Linked DNA regions of Homo sapiens: region 1 is linked to region 2. The links are chromatin loops, found by intact Hi-C in ENCODE. Cell type or tissue: IMR-90. All regions are shown on one strand. Each heading gives the region's core, and the rest is flanking DNA. Links, peaks and the distances in the headings are about the cores only.

Evidence for each region. Hi-C counts contacts between places; a loop is a spot of excess contacts. Peaks named below come from ENCODE experiments on the same cell type or tissue, not always from the same donor. Only the 100,000 strongest peaks of a DNase experiment are listed, where the experiment ranks them.
Region 1: it touches region 2 in a loop (1.8-fold over the local background); 3 of 110 quality-filtered maps call a loop at or near these places.

Annotation. Positions count from the first base shown.
Region 1 is chr2:238,680,180-238,689,134 of GRCh38, reverse strand. No RefSeq gene overlaps it. Among named protein-coding and RNA genes, the nearest start is that of LINC01937, 35 kb to the left of the region's middle. RefSeq lists an enhancer at 4,114-5,313. In IMR-90, for the core only: no CTCF peak of the experiment used is centred there; a DNase peak (open chromatin) is centred at 4,494; H3K27ac peaks cover 1,489 bases.
Region 2 is chr2:238,525,064-238,534,018 of GRCh38, reverse strand. The region is part of intron 2 of LINC01107 (long intergenic non-protein coding RNA 1107); the gene reads left to right. It overlaps LOC124906130 (a long non-coding RNA gene), which reads left to right. Exons shown (of 2, transcript XR_007088215.1): 1 at 1-1,035; 2 at 2,043-4,238. Among named protein-coding and RNA genes, the nearest start is that of LINC01107, 26 kb to the left of the region's middle. In IMR-90, for the core only: no CTCF peak of the experiment used is centred there; DNase peaks (open chromatin) are centred at 4,558 and 6,258.

The sequences.
Region 1 (8,955 bases), core at 341-8,340, 160 kb before region 2:
GTCGTCGTGTCTCCAGCTCCTCGTTGAGCAGTGGGGCTCACCGCCCCCCGCCAGCTGAAGGATTAAATCCATGACTACAGAAAGCACCGATAATAGCGCTGGCTGAGGGCAAGGGCCGTGTTGTTATAAATTAAAGGTAGAAATTCTTTGTTTCTTCGTTTCTTGCTGCAAATAGTGACGTCAGTGTTTCATTTGCCTTTGCAAGTCACATATGGAAGTTTCACGTTTATATAGAGTAATATAACTTTTCCATTCTGTTTTCTAACTTAGGTGTTATGCTAAGAGACGCCTTTTTCACCCCCGGAGTGTAAAAATATTCACCAATATTCCCCTCAAATTCCTTTACCATTTCATTTGTGTTACACTTATCTCTTTAAGCCATCTGGAATGTATTTCACTGTGAGGTAAGAATCCAACTTTAATTTTTTTCCCCCAAAACTGTAACCACCTATGCCAGTAACATTTATTGCACAATCCGCTCTTTTCCGCACGGATTTCATTCTCCCTTTTCATGTGATAAATACTTACATATCTTGAGTCATTTCTGAACCATCAATGCTTCGCTCTGATTCTATTTTCTGTCAGCACCAGTGCCGTGCTCCTCTCATTACTCTGGTTCTAAGGCGTGTTGATATTTTGGACCCGGGGCCACTTCACGTTGTTATTTTCCAGGCTCCCGACTGTTCTTGCACAGTCATTCTACCAAGTGAACTCAATATCATTTTGTTCCCCCCAAGTAGACTTTTGGCATTTTAATTGGAATTCTATCCACAACACATCAGAGTGCCCTCCCCAGAGACCTGGCATGTTAAACATGAAGTCCTTGCCCAGAGCAGGGGCTGCCTCGTCCCTTCCAGGTCTCATGCTGAAGAGGGCTCTGCCACTGCTCTCACGCACCTCCTGATTTATGACACTCTGCACTTCATCATTCTGTAACTCTTGCAAATAAAATGCATTTTTCTTTCTTCTTCTTTTTTTTTTTTTTTTTTGAGACAGGGTCTTGCTCTGTTGCCCAGGCTGGGGTGCAGTGTTGCAATCACACAGTCTCAGCTCACTGCAGACTCAAACTACTGGCCTCAAGCGATCCTACCACCTCAGCCTCCTGAGTAGCTGAGACTACAGGCGCCCACCACCATGTCAAGCTAATTTTTTGTAATTTTTGCAGACATGGTGTTTCACCATTTTGCCTAGGGTGGCCTCAAACTCTTGGACTCAAGAGACCTGCCCACCTTAGGGCCTCCCAAAGTGCTGGGATCACAGGCATGAGCCACCGTGCCTGGCCAAATGCATTTTCTCAACTGAGTCACATTTCCTTCATTCAAAAACAATGTTGATTAGAAAATGCACCATTAACTTGATGTCACCTTTCCAGGAAAAAAAAGGCTATTATATTTAATATATGTAATGGTCATGAAAACATCCCAATTTCAGAAAAAAATAATAAGTGAACAGGTATATATGTATTCAAAATAAGTATACACATACATGCATACATACAGACAGCAGAGTTGATCCTTCACTCTGAGGATCTAAACTTGGTTTTGCCGATACATGGAGCATCTAGAAAAATCACAGATGCTTAGACATGGATGTTTTGTTACCAGCCACCTCCTGAACTCATATCCGTTCTAGTCATTTTTAAGTTGTCCCTGGAAAGACAATAACTCAGATCATCCTCAAATAATGAAAATAATGTCTCCTCTGTGTCATAGCTTGGTTTTTTTCTTGTCTTATCAACGGGGATTTTGTTGTGAGCCTCATTCTGGGCCACTTGGGTCGATCTCTTCTCTGCTATGCCTTTTCATCAGCAGACACGAGGAAGAGCGGCAGCCACCAGTCTTCTTAATGCCTGTACACCAAAGGTGGTCTTCCTGTTGCTTCATGTGATAAGCAGTTTATGCATCTGTGTGCAGCCAAGGGGAAGCCTCAGGCCTTCAGAGCTTTTTCCTTGTGGTGCTGTTGTTTTTTGACCTAAGTGTTTGAAAGATCCCTTCTTCCTTGCAGCTTAAGTGTTTTATTGGTGTATGTCGAGGGATGTGTTTCTTTCTGTATTCTATTTCTGTTGATTTAGCAGGTGCTGGGGGAGCTTCTGCAGACCCATCTTGCTGCCCTGCTGTGTCTCTGAATATGGTTTTCATCCCGTGGAGTCTGGCTCTGCCTTGAGGACACCCATAGTTCAGACGTTCCCCCATATGCAGTATCCTTTTATTCTCCTCTTGTTTAAAATCCCATCCACCCTTTTGCCTCGTCCCTATGCATTCTGGAGGCCTCCGGGCTCCCACTCCACATCACGAGGGAGCTTCCCGAAGGACCTGTTTTGCCTTTGACAGGACTTTAAATTCTGGAGTGACTGTCTTTGACTTCAAAACCACATTTCCTCCTCACACCAGGCCCCCTTTGTGTCTCTTCCTGCCTCTTAGCAGTCCTTCCCGTATGTGTTTTCTTATTCCTTCTTTCATCTCTAGCTATGCTTGTATTTTCTGTTCTAGATAACCTCATCATGGTGCATGGGCATCCATCAGCCCTGAGCTACTCTTGACTCAGGCAGCTCATGAAGCCGATTTCGCACCTGCTCTCTGAACACTGAGGTCACACTGGTGAGTTTCCTTGCTAAGCCTACATGTGTCCTTTGCTCTCATGGAGTACCGCTCCCTGTGGCATGTCACGGTGCCCCTACCCAGACGTCGCAGAGAGAGACAGTTCCCTTGAGGACACTGCTGTTTGCCAGGGCTGCATAGGTGTCATGTGCCTGCCATGAAGGCACCACAGATCCGTGCAGTGGCACCATTTCCAGCTCAAGAAGTAGCCCATCCCACTGCCTGACAGCTATTAGTGCCATTGGCCCAAGATCACTTTAGCCTGGGGGCTGGTCACACAAGTTAGGGGGTCATTATTGTGAAAATTTTATCTATTATAGCTGAGATATAATAGACTGTATATATTATCTGTGTCCTCTCCTCTCACCCCATCCTCTCGGCTGAGGCTGAGGAGGGTGGCCGAGTGTAACAGAAAGTGTTCATCAGGAGATAGATGGGGCTGTGGAGGGAGAAAGGGCAGCCAGGGCAGAGACAGACAGACACCGAACCTCAGAAAACACCCATTCTTGAGGACAGCATCAGGGTAGGATTTGAGGTCAGGCCAGGCAGATGACCCCCTTTAGATCCCAGGACTCTGGGCTCCATGACAGCAAATCTGGCCACAGTGTGTGTGTTGGCAGTGGGTGTGGGGCAGGGGGCGCTGCTGATTGGCAAGGGCTCTTAGGAGTGTCTGGCTCCTACCCCCTGTTGGAAAATACAGTACACTTATGCATGCTTTGAAATTGAACATCTGTCCCCAATAATGTATGGCAATGGACATTTTCATTTTGAGTTAATGAAATTTCCATTTTTTAATAAAAAAATAGATAATGAATGAGACTGACAACATGAATGAAAACTCTCAGTTCTCGAAAACAAGCAGCCAATCTCATCACCAACAGAACTCAAGAGTGTTCAGGACACCTCTGCAATTCCTCTGAGCAAGGCCCACACTGCGAACCCAGCCCTGCTCAGTCCAGTGAGCTTGGAGATCTAGCCAGCAGCAGTGCCCAGCTGTGGGGTGATGGAGAGTCCGGGGCTCATGGAGAAGGTGGCCTTGGGAACACATGTGTTAGGGGCCGAGGATGCAGGTGCACACTACCAGGGAGGATGGGATTGCCTTTGTAAATTAGATCTTCCTATTGCAGGTTTGTGCAGCCTGGCCTCTAATTCCTAGGCCAGAAATTAACTCCAAATTCCAGACTCAGGTCTCCCTGCTGACCTGTGAATGTGAGTCAACTAAAATGGTAGAAATAAGATTCTTCTGGTTTCATGGAACGTCTTGCAAGACTGAAGGCCACTGCAGTCAACTTCTGACCTTGAGGGGTACTCTCAGCTCAGATTCTTTGTAATTAATCCTACTCAACTTTGGTAAAGTGATGACAACAGAACTTAGTTTATGATCTCATTTATCACCCTCCTTGTCACTAAAATACGAGATGCAAGTGCTCCACCCAAATATTTGAAGAAAAGCCAGCGAATGCAAAGTGTAAATTCCTTCCCAGCATCATTGGCTTGTGAACTTGTCAAGGGGTGGCTCTGAGTGCTGAGCTCCTTGCAACTGCCTCCTGGGATTTGCTTGTGAAGAAAGGAAGGGAACAGATTCAAGTCAGATTTTGCCTTGGGAGCCCATCTTGCTCTAGGCCAAATTAAATGCATGTATTCCATTAGTATGTGGTAAGAGATTAAAATTATGATAGAATTGGCTGGTCTACAGTCTTCTAGAACAAAAAACGGCAACTGTTTGCTTGTGGGAGGGAAGCATTTGTGAGTTTTTAAAAATCTGAAAATGAGAATAAACATTCATATGACTCATGGATTAGTCAGACCGTGTATGTTTTTCCCCAACTCCCTGGAGCAACTGACATAATCAAGGTGCTCATTGGCTAAGTTGACCTTCTCCTCACCCACACTACTGAAGTAGAATCTAGTTGCCTTTCCTTAGCCTCCACCCGCACAAGCGTCATCCTGGCTGTTCTAAGCAATGACAACAATGGACAAACATAGAGGATGAGGCAGACATTCAGAGTTGTGCAACTTAGTATTATGCCCTAGTTTGTGCAAGAGGGTCAAGTCTGGTGTTTCTGGGTAATTTCTCAAATATGTCTGGAAAATATTTTTTACACTTTTTTCCCCCAGATGGCAGAATTCGAACAACATGTGGAAGATTTATGAACAACATTTTGGGCTCAGTATAGGGAAAGACTTTCTAAAGAGAGTTGCCCACCCATGCCAAAGTCCATCTCGAATTATCCCAACTTGAAAGCATTTTCAGTGGGAGCTGAACAACAATCAGTCAGGGATGCTTTCAAGGGGTGGACTTCAGCAGTCACAGTTGGTGACCTGCCCATAGGCCCCCGCGGCCTCCAACTGGAGGTGCTTGCAGCTCTGTCTTAAGGCTTTCTCTGCAAGGAGGATCAAGCCAGAAATACCAGGGAGTTAAAGGCACCCCTGGGAACAACCCTCACCCAGTGACTGACAAGAGTTGGTGGGTAAAGACCCCAACTTTCTTACTCCTCAGGTTGGCCAACACTGATGCACATTCTATAATTGGCCGGAGGTCCCCCGTGGGATTGGGCCCAGCCCCCACAGCAGTCAATGATGCTCCTTCTTGCATTTTTCCGATCTTTCATTCTGCATTCACCCAACAGTGCTTCCTGGAATCACCCTCAAAATAATTACTTGTGCTCAAATCCTTGTCTCAGGGGCTGCTACTGGGGGAGCCCATCCTAAGAAAGGGGGTTTGTGCATTGGGTGGTTAGGTTGTGGGAGGAAAAAAAATGAATCTCACCCTCTGGAACCTTGAAATCTAAACCTAGGAAGAAGAAAAAGAAAGACAATTGATACTGGTTTGAAGATGAAGAGGCTGGAGTCAGGATCAACTGAGCAACCACTGACCATGCCCTGAGGACCAGGAAGAACTGAGGACCAGGAAGACGTGCCCCAGGTATGACGGACACTCAGAGAGTAGCCCTGCATTTCCCAGAGGAAATACATCCTGAATCCCAGAGATGATTGCAGGTGAAACTTCACAGCTACTTCTTACACCTCTGACTCAAGTTTGTTCTTTAATTTCCAAGGGCTTCCTATGCTATATCTATGTAAAGACAGTGAATGCACAGTAATGGTGGCATTGCAAATCAATGGGGAAAGCATGAGTTAGTTACTAAGTGGAGTTTAGGTACTAACATTTATAATTAATCTGTGTCTTAAACTAAAATCATTTCAATTGTGATTAACATATTAAATATTAAAGAAAAGATTATAAAACTCTTAAAATAGATGATAATCGAATATTTATATGACCATAGATGGGATGGAGAATTTCAAGGTGACCCCAAGGCAAAAACTGTAAGAGAAAAACTGATAGATAAGTCAACCTAAACATGTAAGACTTCTTTATGTCAACGATGAAATAAAAAGGGAAATGATGAAATGGAAACAATATAAATACAAATTGTTAATGGTCTTCATATAGAGATTGCATTTAAAATTCAATAAGCTATGGAATAAGGTGTGCTAAGCACACGAATATGCATACTATATAAAGTAGGGGAAAGTTTAATCTCATTAATAATTTTTTTAAATGACATGTTTTCCTACGATAAAGGAAAGGTCTATGAAATGTAGTGTCCCAGATTGGTGAAAAACGTGAGAAGGCAAATCAATACTATCCTGAAGACTAGGTAGACATGAAAATTATTCTGAACTGAAGACTGGCAATACACACATGCAGTAGAAGCTCCAAAAATAGGCCCTTTAGCCCAAGGGTCCGCAGTCCCTGGGCCATGGAGCAGTACTGGTCCACAGCCTGTTAGGAACCTGGCTGCACAGCAGGAGGTGAGTGGTGGGCTAGCGGCGCTCCGCCTACTGTCAGATCAGCAGTGGCATTCAATTCTCATAGGAGTGCAAACCCTATTGTGAACTACACATGTGAGGGATCTAGGTTGCAAGCTCCTTATGAGAATCTAATAATAAATGTAATGCACTTGAATCATCCCAAAACCATCCCCCAGCCCCATCTGTGGAAAAATTGTCTTCCACAAAACCGGTCCCTGGTCCCAAAAAGGTTGGGGACTGCTGCTTTAGCCCATGAAGTGGCCCATTCTACTTCTAGAAATTCAATACTCTTTTTCTCCAAATGTAAGCCATGTCCAAAAAATATATCACAAAAGATGTTAATAACAAAACTGTTTCTAAGGAGGAAGTATGAGAATAGAAACAACCATCTAGAAACATGAATTCAATTAAATAAAAATTTTACACAATAAGATAGTATGTAGCCATTAAAACAATGTTGAAGCAATGCATATATTGGTATTGAAAATGTTCATAAAATGTAGTTAGGTGAAATCATAAGTGAAACTTTTAGTGGGAAAGCATACTTAAACATAAATAGACTCTGAAAGCTACCAGCAGTTGCTTCTCAGTGAGTGGGATTATCATTGGTTTGGCTACTATATTTTCTGACTTCGGTAAAAATCTATTACTTTGGGGGTAAGAAAAATAAGTTCTGAAATTTCATTTTGAATAAAAATAATAACAATAAATCATCTATACATTCAACTAAGACAGTAAAAAAAGGGGACAAATATTTCTAATTTGAAAATACAAAAGGAAGGAAATAATACAGAATAAAAAATAAATCAAGAAATTATGAAAAAGAACAGTGCCATTAATAAATAAAACCATGTGCTCTCTGAAACAGCAATAAATAGACAAAAAAGAAGAATAAAAATATGCATGTGCACTATTATCTCAATTATGTTTAAAAGCATAGAAAATACTCAGAAGAAAACATGCAAGATATTAAATGCCACATCTGGTCATTGCACTCATATATTTTTTCTGTAATTTTATATTTTATTTTCCAAATATTCTACAATGACCATGAATTCATTTTGTAATCTTAAATTGATACTGGAAATAAGCATGAAGGAAAAACATGGAGTTTTAAGTGAAAACACTGACGGTGGAAATGATAGATGGCTAACATAGGCTAAGGTAAAACTTAACATCAGCACTGGCAGAACCACAGACGTAGGTAAGGCATATTCCTACTCTGACCTATGCCCTTGACTTGGAGTCCCCAGGATCTAGGTGTCTCCAGTGCCCCCCATATGGTTCAAGGCAGAATGGCACATGAAGCAAGGGATGGCAGAAGGGAGAAGGTAGAGCAGAAAGCATGGGGCTGTGCACAGCAGGACAAAAGGAAATCTGGACAAGTGGAAAGATCAGAAGGTACAAGTCCAGATTCCCAAATAAAGGAGTGATTATGGGCCCTGCTAAGGAAAGGATTAGGCTCCCAGGTGATAATCGTAAGCAGCTGCAAGGGGAAGCTGTAAAGAGTCAGAAGTAAGGCAAGAGCATCGACTGGACCCAACAACAAGGACAGTTGCAAGATGGGCAGCATGCTATAAGAAATGATGATGCCCTCAATGGAGGTAGAAAGTGCACTTCGCTCTTCAAGTTGTTTTTTATAAATGTATGTGTTTAAAGTTCCTGTCCTTTTCATTAACTTGTTAATTTCTATAATTAAGTGTTCGTTCAAGTTGCAAGTTATTTAGTTATTTGTATATTAAAAGGTTATAGGTATGTTAAATCAAACATTCCAGGGTTTTTCAAAGCACAGTGATCAAACTGTTGGATTTGAAACTGTGTTGGGTTTTACAATGTTGGACAAAATATTTTGGCAAGGCTGGAAAAATGGTCACTCTCATACATTGTAGATGAGAATGCAAAATGCAAATTCCCCTATGGAGAGGAATTTCAAAATACCTAGCAAAACTTCAAATTCATTTAACCCTTGACCCAGCAATTCCACTTCTAGAAATATACCCAAAATATAGATTGGGAAAAATACACAAACATATATGCATAAGATGAATCACTGTAACACTGTTTATAATAGCAAAAGACTGGGAACAACCTAAAGGTCTATCGAAGGGTACTAGCTGAATAAACTATGGTATATCTACACAATAGAGTACTATACAACTATAAAAAGCAATGAAGAATATTTATATATACTGCTTTGATGTGACACTTAGGACACATTCTTAAAAGAAAAAACAAAGTGGATAACTGTGGTATCTTCAAGTTGATATGTTACCATGTGTTGAAAAAATAGGAGAATATGAAAATAAATATTTGCTTTTATTTTGAGATAGAAGGATAAAACATACATTTTCACAAAATTACCTGTAGAAAGATAGAGGGGACAGGGAGAGAAGCTGGACTTCTCTGAATATAACATTGTTCTATAGTTCCAACTTAGGATCCATGTAAATAATTATAACATAAAAATCAACTGTGGAACAACTCCTAAAAATCAAAAGCAAAATGAAGCAAATGAACCTGAATGTGTATCAGGTGAGTG
Region 2 (8,955 bases), core at 283-8,282:
CATTGCATCAGGAGATGTCTCAGATCATCCCTGAGGTGCAGGCACTGTACCAGGAGGTATCTTGAATCATTTCTGAGGTGCAGGTGCTGCACCAGGTGTCTTGAATCAGCCCTGAGGTGTGAGCACTACACCAGGAGGTGTCTTGATTCATCCCTGAGGTGTGAGCACTGCACCAGGTGTCTTGATTCATCTCTGAGGTGTGAGCACTGCACCAGGAGCTGTCTTGAATAACTTCTGAGGTGTGACCATTGTACCAGGAGGTGTCCTGTATCATCCCTGTGGAGGGAGCACTGCACCAGAAGGTGTATTGGATCATCCCTGAAGTGTGAACACTACATCAAAAGGCATCACGAATCATCCCTAAGGCTTGAGCACTGCACCAGGAGGTGTCTTTGATCATGCCTGAGATGTATGCACTGCACTAGGAGGTGTTTTGGATCATCCCTAGGTGGGAGCACTACCCCAAGAGGAGTCTTGGATCATCTTTGAGGTGGGAGTACCACACCACGAGGTGTCTTGGATCATCCCTGAGGTGGAAGCACTGCACCAGGAGTTGTCTTGGATCATTCCTGAGGTGTGAGTACTGCACCAGGAGGTATCTTGTATCATCCCCGAGGTCAGAGCACTACACCAGGAGATGTTTGGATCAAACCTGACATGTAGGCACCGCACCAGAAGGTCTCTTGGATGATGCCTGAATTGTCAGCACTGCACCAGGAAGTGTATTTTATCATCCTTGAGGTCAGAACACTGCACCAGCAAGTGTCTTGGATTCTGCCTAAGGTGTGAGCACTGCACAAGCAGTTGTCTTGGCTCATCCCTAAGAAGGGAGTACTGTGCCAGGGGGTGTCTTGGATTATGCCTGAGTTGTGAGCACTGTATCAGGAGGTGTCTTGGATCAGCCCTGAATTGTGAGCACTGCACAAGGAGGTGTCTTGGATCATCCCTGAGGTGGGAGCACTGCACCAGGAGGTGTCTTCAATCATCCCTGAGGTGTGAGCACTGCACCAGGAGATGTCTTGGATCATCCCTGAGGTAGGATCACTACACCAGGAGGTTTCTTGGATCATTTCTGAAGTGTGAGCACTGCACCACAAGGTGTCTTGAATCATCCCTGAGGTAGGACCACTACACTAGGAGATGTCTTGGGTCATCCCTGAGGTGTGAGCACTGTACCAGGAGGTGTCTTGGATCATCCCTGAGGTGCAGTGATATGGTTTGGTCATGTCCCCACCCAAATCTCATCTTGAATTGTAGCTCCCATAATCCCCACATGTCATAGAAGGGACCCTGTGGGAGGTAACTGAATCATGGAGGGAGTTACCTCCATGCTGTTTTCATGACAGTGAGTGAGTTTTCAGATCTGATGGTTTTATAAGGAGCTTTTCCCCCATTTACTTGGCACTTCTCCTTCCTGCCATCCTGTAAAGAAGGATGTGTTTACTTCCTTCCACTTTGATTGTAAGTTGTTTGAGGCCTCCTCAGCCCCACAGAACTATGAGTCATTTAAACCTTCTTTCTTTATAAATTACCCAGTCTTGGGCAGTTCTTTATAGCAGTGTGAGATCAGACTAATAAACACCCCCATGATTTAATTACCTCCCACCAGGTCCCTCCCATGACACATGGGGATTATGAGAACTACAATTCAAGATGAGATTTGGGTGGGACACAGCCAAAACATGTTATTCCATTCATGGTCCCTTTAAAATATGTCCTCACATTTCAAAACACAATTATGTACTTCCAACAGTCCCCCAAAGTCTTAATTCATTCCATCATTATCCCCAAAGTCCAAATCTAAAGTCTCATCTGAGACAAGGCAAATTCCTTCGCCTATGAGCCTGTAAAATCAAAAGTGAGTTAATTACTTCCAAGATACAATGGAGATACAGGCATTGGACAAATACACCCATTCCAAATGAGAGAAATTGGCCAAAACAAAGAGGCTCCAGGCCCCACCCAAGTCCAAAATCCAACAGGGCAGTAACCAAACCTTAAAGTTCCAGAATAATCTCCTTCAACTCCATGTCTCACATCAGGTCACGCTGATGCAAGAGGTGGGCTCCCATGGCCTTGGACTGCTTCACCCCTGTGGCTTTGCTTTCACAAGATGGCATTGAGTGTCTGAGGCATTTCCAGGTGCACAGTGCAAGCTGTCAGCGGATCTACCATTCTGGGGTCTGAAGGACGGTGGCCCTCCTCTCACAGTTCAACCGGGCAGCACCCCCATGGGGACTCCCTGTGGGGGCTCCAATCCCACATCTCCCTTCTTCAATGCCCTAGCAGAGGTTCTCCATGAGGGCTTTGCCCCTACAGCAGACTTCTGCCTGTACATCCAGGTATTTCCATACATCCTCTGAAATCTAAGCTGAGGTTCCCAAACCTCAATTCTTGACTCCTGTACACCCACAGGTCCAAGACCACGTGTAAGCCACCAAGGCTTGGGGCTTGCACCCTCTGAAGCAACAGCCTGAGCTCTATGTTGGCCCCTTGAGCCACAGCTGGAACTCACTATCACCAAATCCCTATACTACACAAAGCAGCAAGGCCCTAGGCCTAGCCCGTGAAACCCTTTTTTCCTCCTAGGCCTCTGGGCCTGTGATGGGAGGGACTGCTGTGAAGAACTCTGACATGCCCTGGAGACAGTTTCCCCATTGTCTTGGTGATTAACATTTGGCTTTTCGTTACTGATGCAAATTTATCTAGCTGGCTTGAATTTCTTCTCCAAAAATGGGTTTTTCTTTTCTATCGCATCATCAGGCTGCAAATTTTCCTAAGTTTTATGTTCTGGTTCCCTTTTAAACATAAGTTTTAATTCCAAACCATATATTTGTGAGTACATAAAACTGAATGCTTTTAACAGCACCCAAGTCACCTCTTGAATGCTTTGCTGCTCAGAAATTTCTTCTGCCAGATACCCTAAATCATCTCTCTCAAGTTCAAAATTCCACAGATCTTTAGGGCAAGGGCAAAATACTGCCAGTCTCTTTGCTAAAATGTAGCAAGAGTCACCTTTATTCCAGTTCCCAAAAAGTTCTTCATCTCCATCTGAGACCACCTCAGCCAGGACTTCATTGTCCACATCACTATCAGCATTTTGGTCAAAACCATTAAACAAGTCTCTAGGAAGTTCCAACTTTCCTGGAAGACATCTTCCTGTCTTCTTCTGAGCCCTCCAAACTGTTCCAACCTCTGCCTGTTACCCAGTTCCAAAGTCACTTCCACGTTTTTTAGTATCTTTATAGCAGCGCCCCACTACCCAGTATCAATTTACTGTTTTATTCCATTCTCATGCTGCTATGAAGAACTGCCTGAGACTGGGTAATTTATAAAGGAAAGAGGTTTAAATTACTCACAGTTCTGCAGGGCTGGGGACGCCTCAGGAAACTTACAATCATGGCAGAAAGCAAAGGGGAAGCGGGCACGTCTTCATGTGTCTGGAGAAGGAGGAAGAGAGCAAAGAGGGAGGTGCCACACACTTTCAAACAACCAGGTCTCCTGAGAACTCATTCACCATCACAAGAATGCAAGGGGGAAATCTGCCCCCATGATCCAATCACCTCCAACCAGCCCACTTCCCCAACACTGGGAATTACAATTCGACATGAGATTTGGTTGGGGACACAGAGCCAAACTATATCAGTGCTTAACCTCATTTGAGTTGTCACACGCAACCAGGAGGCTTGAATAACCCACTGCTTCCAGACTAGATGGCTTTCTGTGTGACCCCAAGAGAGACTCCCAGCCTCTGCTGATTCCTATGTAAAGTATGGGTTGGAACTGGATGGTATCGTAGGTTCCTTTAGCTCCGTATGATTCTCATGTAAAATTCCACCCAGCAGTCAGGCAAGAGGTGCACTGGGGAGAGGAGGTGGAACCCCCAGGTTGTTGATAAAATCCTGAAATCCCTTGGCTCTGTGCTTCAAACAGCCACCTTCCCAACATCTATGACTCTTTGAACTGCTCATAAAGAGCGCTGATTAATGTGACACTTCACATGCCCACCATGAAATTAGGAAGGCCCTTAGATCTCCTTCAAACCCGCGGTGCCGGTGCCTTCGCCCCATCAATCAGAGATGAAACTGTGATTGTGCTGCAAGGAGACGAGGCCATCCTGGAGTTCTGCCATGAAAGAATCGCTGGGACTCAAAGGAGGGGAAAACAAGGGAAGGAGAGAGGGGGAAAGGGAAAGAGAAGCTGCTTCCAGAAGGAATAAATTTGTGTGTGTACTTTGATCCTGCTATGATTTTTATTTGTTTTAGCCACATCCTTTTCACTGCACCACTCAGCTAAAGGTGCTTTAAATTAGATGGCGCTAGGAAACCCTCTTCCTCCCCCCTTCTTCCCCTGCCTGCCACGCAGGCCCACAGTCTTCAGTCAGTGTGAGATGTATAATCATGTCATGCTCAAATGTAACTGGAATAAATTGAGACAAATAAACTCAAAGGCACCACATGCATTTAGAATGCTCTTTGTCAGGGTTTCCTAATATGCTTGCAGGCAGCTAACTCAACGCAAACAAAAAGTGGCAGTGTTTACCCAGCTTTGCTTTGGAGCATGTTGAGAGCCTCTGACTCACAGATCGCTGCTGATTGAATCTGCACATACATTGGTGTTCACTGTCCCCCAGCTAACTTCCTTCCCTCTTCCACACTCCTCCCTTTCCCAGGTGTCCAGGCTGAACAGGGACTTGTTTGGGGTCCTCTGTTCCTCTCCTCTACCTGTCTTCAGTAGGATAGCACAAAGATCACAAAGGCCTTGAGAGCAGAGATGGGAAGTGAGAACCGTGTCTCACTGTGAGGACCCCAGGACCTTTGTTCAAACAAAGCAAAGCAGCACCTGGCATGGCCGGCCCGTTCTGCTCAGCGTTCAGGAGCGAGCTGCCTACCAGAAACCTCCTCTTTGGTGCTCTTGTTAAAAAAGATGCCTCAGGGCACCTTTAAGGGAAGATCTGAAATGAACCTCTTACCTTCTAAAACCTTCTTTCTTGGCCAATCTTGTTCCATGACCGGCCACATGGCTGTGGATTTACTGGCTCTCTGGACCCTCACCCTCCCATCAGGGTGCCATCTTATCCATGTCTCTGATTGAGGGACACACATGTCAGCTCTCTGCTCCTGCACTGCCAGGCACAGCCATGATGGTCTCAGAGCCATTGGTCCCCAGCACAGAGGGGAGCTTCAAATGGTACCATGATGATGAAGGTGGTAGGTGCCTAGTAGCTACGGACTTTGGATTATATCCATTTCCAATGATTAACAAGAAGCCCCTTTAATTTTAAGCATGTACTTTTTATTCAGAAATAAGGTCCCACTCTGGCACCCAGGTGGGAGTGCAGTGGTGCCGTCATGGCTCATTGCAGCCTCAACCTCCCAGGCTCAAGCGATCCTCCCACCCCAGCCTCGCAAGTAGCTGGGACTGCAGGTGCACCATCATGCCTGGCTAATTTTTTAAATTACTATTTTAATAGAGATGGGGTATTGCTATGTTTCCAAGGCTGGTCTCAAACTCCTAACCTCAAGTGATCCTCCCACCTCAGCCTCCCAAAGTGCTGGGATTACCGACGTGAACCACTGTTCTGGACCAAGTATGTACATTTATAAATAACACCCATTTTCCTGTGATTTCCTTAGCTTCACTCTATGAACTGCTAGCTTGTCATGCCTCCCTGTCATATTCTCTGACAGTTTCCAGCCTTATGCCCCATGGGTGTCTCTCTCTCTCTCTGTCTCTCTCTGCTTTCTTTAATTCCTCTTTGGCTGCCAAGAGTTCATTTTCTCAGCCTGTGACAGCACCCCATGTTCCCCAGTTTCTTATGGGGAATCACAGCTCCCCTGCTACATTTAGTCTGTTGGGAGCACAATTCTGGGTAATCAGCTTCTACAGCAGAAGTGACAGGGTCTGAGCAGCCTCTCACTAGATTTGGAAGAACTAGAGAGCAGGTCCGGGTGGCCCAACACCCAGCCCCTAATGCCATGCACTTCCTGCCCCCTGAGTTTCATTGATTCCACACCTGGCATCCAGCCCTCAAGTCCATTTTGGAAGCATCCTGTCCCTCCCCCCAGACAGACACATGCACTGGTTATCCTTTCAATAAAACCATCTGGGATGGGATCCAGTCTGGAAGGTAAATCTTAGAAACCTTTCCCTTGTCTTCTTATGCATCTCTTTGGAATTCTTACATCTCAGATCAATTCTGCTAGTTAACACTTCCCAGGAAAGTCACCATCCCCTCTGACGTCAGAATGTATCAGGAGAGAGTCTGTGGCAGGGAGAGTAACATTCCTCAGCATTCAACCCAGTCTCCACATTGTCCTGCGTTCTTACCACACAGCCAGAGCAGGAGCATGTGACTGGTTCTGGACCAGTTTGGGCAAGAGTGGTGTGTGTCACCTCTGGGCCAAAATACAGAAGAAACAGTGCGTGAGCCCCCAGGGGTCCCTTCTGCTGCTCTACTCTCCCAGATGGTAGAGTCTCGATCAGCCTGGGTCCTGGGTGTCTCGGTAGAGCAGAGCCCCTGCCGACCTCCACAAAACACGTAGCCTGAAAAAGAAGTCAATCTGTGCTGGGTCAGTTTCCAGGACACCAGGATTGGCTCCAACGTGTTCCTAATATCAGTAATTTCTATGTCTTGGCTAAAAATACCTTGCCCTCCCCAAGGAGACAAAAATACTCTCTATATGTCCTTCTGGAATTTTTCAGGTTTTTTTTTATTACACCTAAATCTTTAACGCAGCTGGAATGTATTGTGTGTATGGAATGCATTGTACATATGAAATGTATTGTACGTATGGAATGTATTGTACGTATGGACTGGCAGAAAGATGTTACTTTTTAGGTAACATGGTTTTCTCTATGGAGAGCCAGTGATCTAAAATCTTGTATTCAATTCTCCCTACTTATTTGAAATGCCACACATGTCAAATGATAAATTCTGCCACATACAGTCTCCAGATCTGGAATCTCTGCACAGGGATCAGTGCACTAACTGGAATTACAGTGCCTGTTGTCAGTTTTGGGGAAGTTACTTAGCGTGTTCACCAATTCTCCTCGAGCCAGTGCCTACTCTGGACATTCATGATACAAAAGGGCAGGGCTGCATTCCAGGTGAGCGTGTGTAGGAAGGCATGAGAAACCTTGCAGGGAGCAGACACTGGGGGGAGGTCGGGGAGGGCCAGACGGACCAAAGTTTTCCTGAGAAAGGTCAAGGGGACTTGCCAAGCCCACCTGATGGACAAAAATTGAGAGCAGAAGAGGGCAGAGCCCATCGGCCCCTGAAAATCTCCAGCTCCAGGACCAAGAAGCAGAGTCCTGGAGGCACCATCCCTCATGCCAGGACATCGCTTGAGACTGTTGAGAGGCACAAGCCCAGAGGCTGGGCGCGATGGCTTACACCTGTAATCCCAGCACTATGGGAGGCCGAGATGGGCAGATCACGAGGTCAGGAGATCGAGACCATCCTGGCTAACACAGTGAAACCCCATCTCTACCAAAAATACAAAAAAAAAAAAAATTAGCCAGGTGTGGTGGCACGCACCTGCAGTCCCAGCTACTCCGTAGGCTGAGGCAGGAGAATAGTTTGAACCCGGGAAGCAGAGGTTGCCCTGAGCCAAGATCATAGCACTGCACTCCAGCCTGGATGACAGAGCAAGACTCCATCTCAAAAAAAAAAAAAAAAAAAAGAGAGAGAGAAAGAGGCACAAGCCCAAATCAGACCCGCACTGCTCTCCGGCGCCTTCCAGACACTGATAGAGGCCTGGGCCATGGTCCACGCGGGGGACTGAGCGTGGCAAGAGCAGCTGCAGGTGCAGCCATTGTTGGCCAGTATCCCAGGAAACCCCATGCTGGCAGCCCACAAAGCCATGGACTGACGACTTCCCTTTTCAAGATCAGCTGTGTCTTCTCTTCCTCAGGCCACCACTCTTTCCAATAACAGGGTAGAAAAAAACCCTTGATTTAAAAAAAGGCAACAGGACATGCTGGGCAAGTTAAATCACTTAATATTTCAAAATATTATTCAACCACAATAATTGTAGCTGTCTAAGAGAATCTGCATTTGTGTGGTTCCTTAAACTGTACTCTTTTTTTAATATAATTTTTTTTGAGACAAGGTCTCACTATGTTACCCAGGCTGGTCTGAAACCTCTGGGCTCAAACGATCTTCCCCCCTCGGCCTCCCAGAGCACTGGAATGACAGGCATGAGCCACCACGCCCAGCCAAATTGTAGCCTTTCTTCCTGTCTTTAAAATTCACTTGACTTCCCATTCAAAATGGCAGACTGAAGCGTTTACATCTTCTGCCACAAATCCCATTAAATTAACAAAGTAAGTATGGAACTATGAACATATTTCCTAGAGCACTAGAAATAGAGAATGTTGCCTAATTCTGGAGGATGTAAGTAGAACCTATCACACCGACGCCAGAACAAAACGGAGGGAGAAGCCAAGGGCAGCACCGGCGTGGGACGGGCTTTCCCTGAGGAGCCTCAGCAACAACTCATGCGTGGCAACATTTGTGACTTTCAGCAGGAAGGGGCATGGGACTGTGATGGGGCTCACAGCAGACCTCCTGGGACCTCTAGAATAGATATAGAGAGCTTGGCTGAACCACCCACCCTGCCCCCGACCAGGCTTCAGCTAGCGACAGCTCCCTAAGTCATGGGGTGACCTGCCTGGGAGCCATAGTAAGAACCTGCGGCCACAGAAAGACACACGGAGTGCCCGGTCACCAGCTTGACAAAGGAAGGAAACAAAGGCTTGGGAGGGTGCAAAGTCACCCCAGGATAAAGCCTCCTAGGACATCCTAACATCCAGGATATTCCAGTAATTTTGCTTAGTAAAAAGTGACCCAAGAATTGCAGTTCAGGAACCAGGGGATCCCACAGGGCCAACCTCTCCCTTGGCCCCACGGAGCTATTGGCTGAACAAGCACAAGCCCCAAGCTCCATTCTA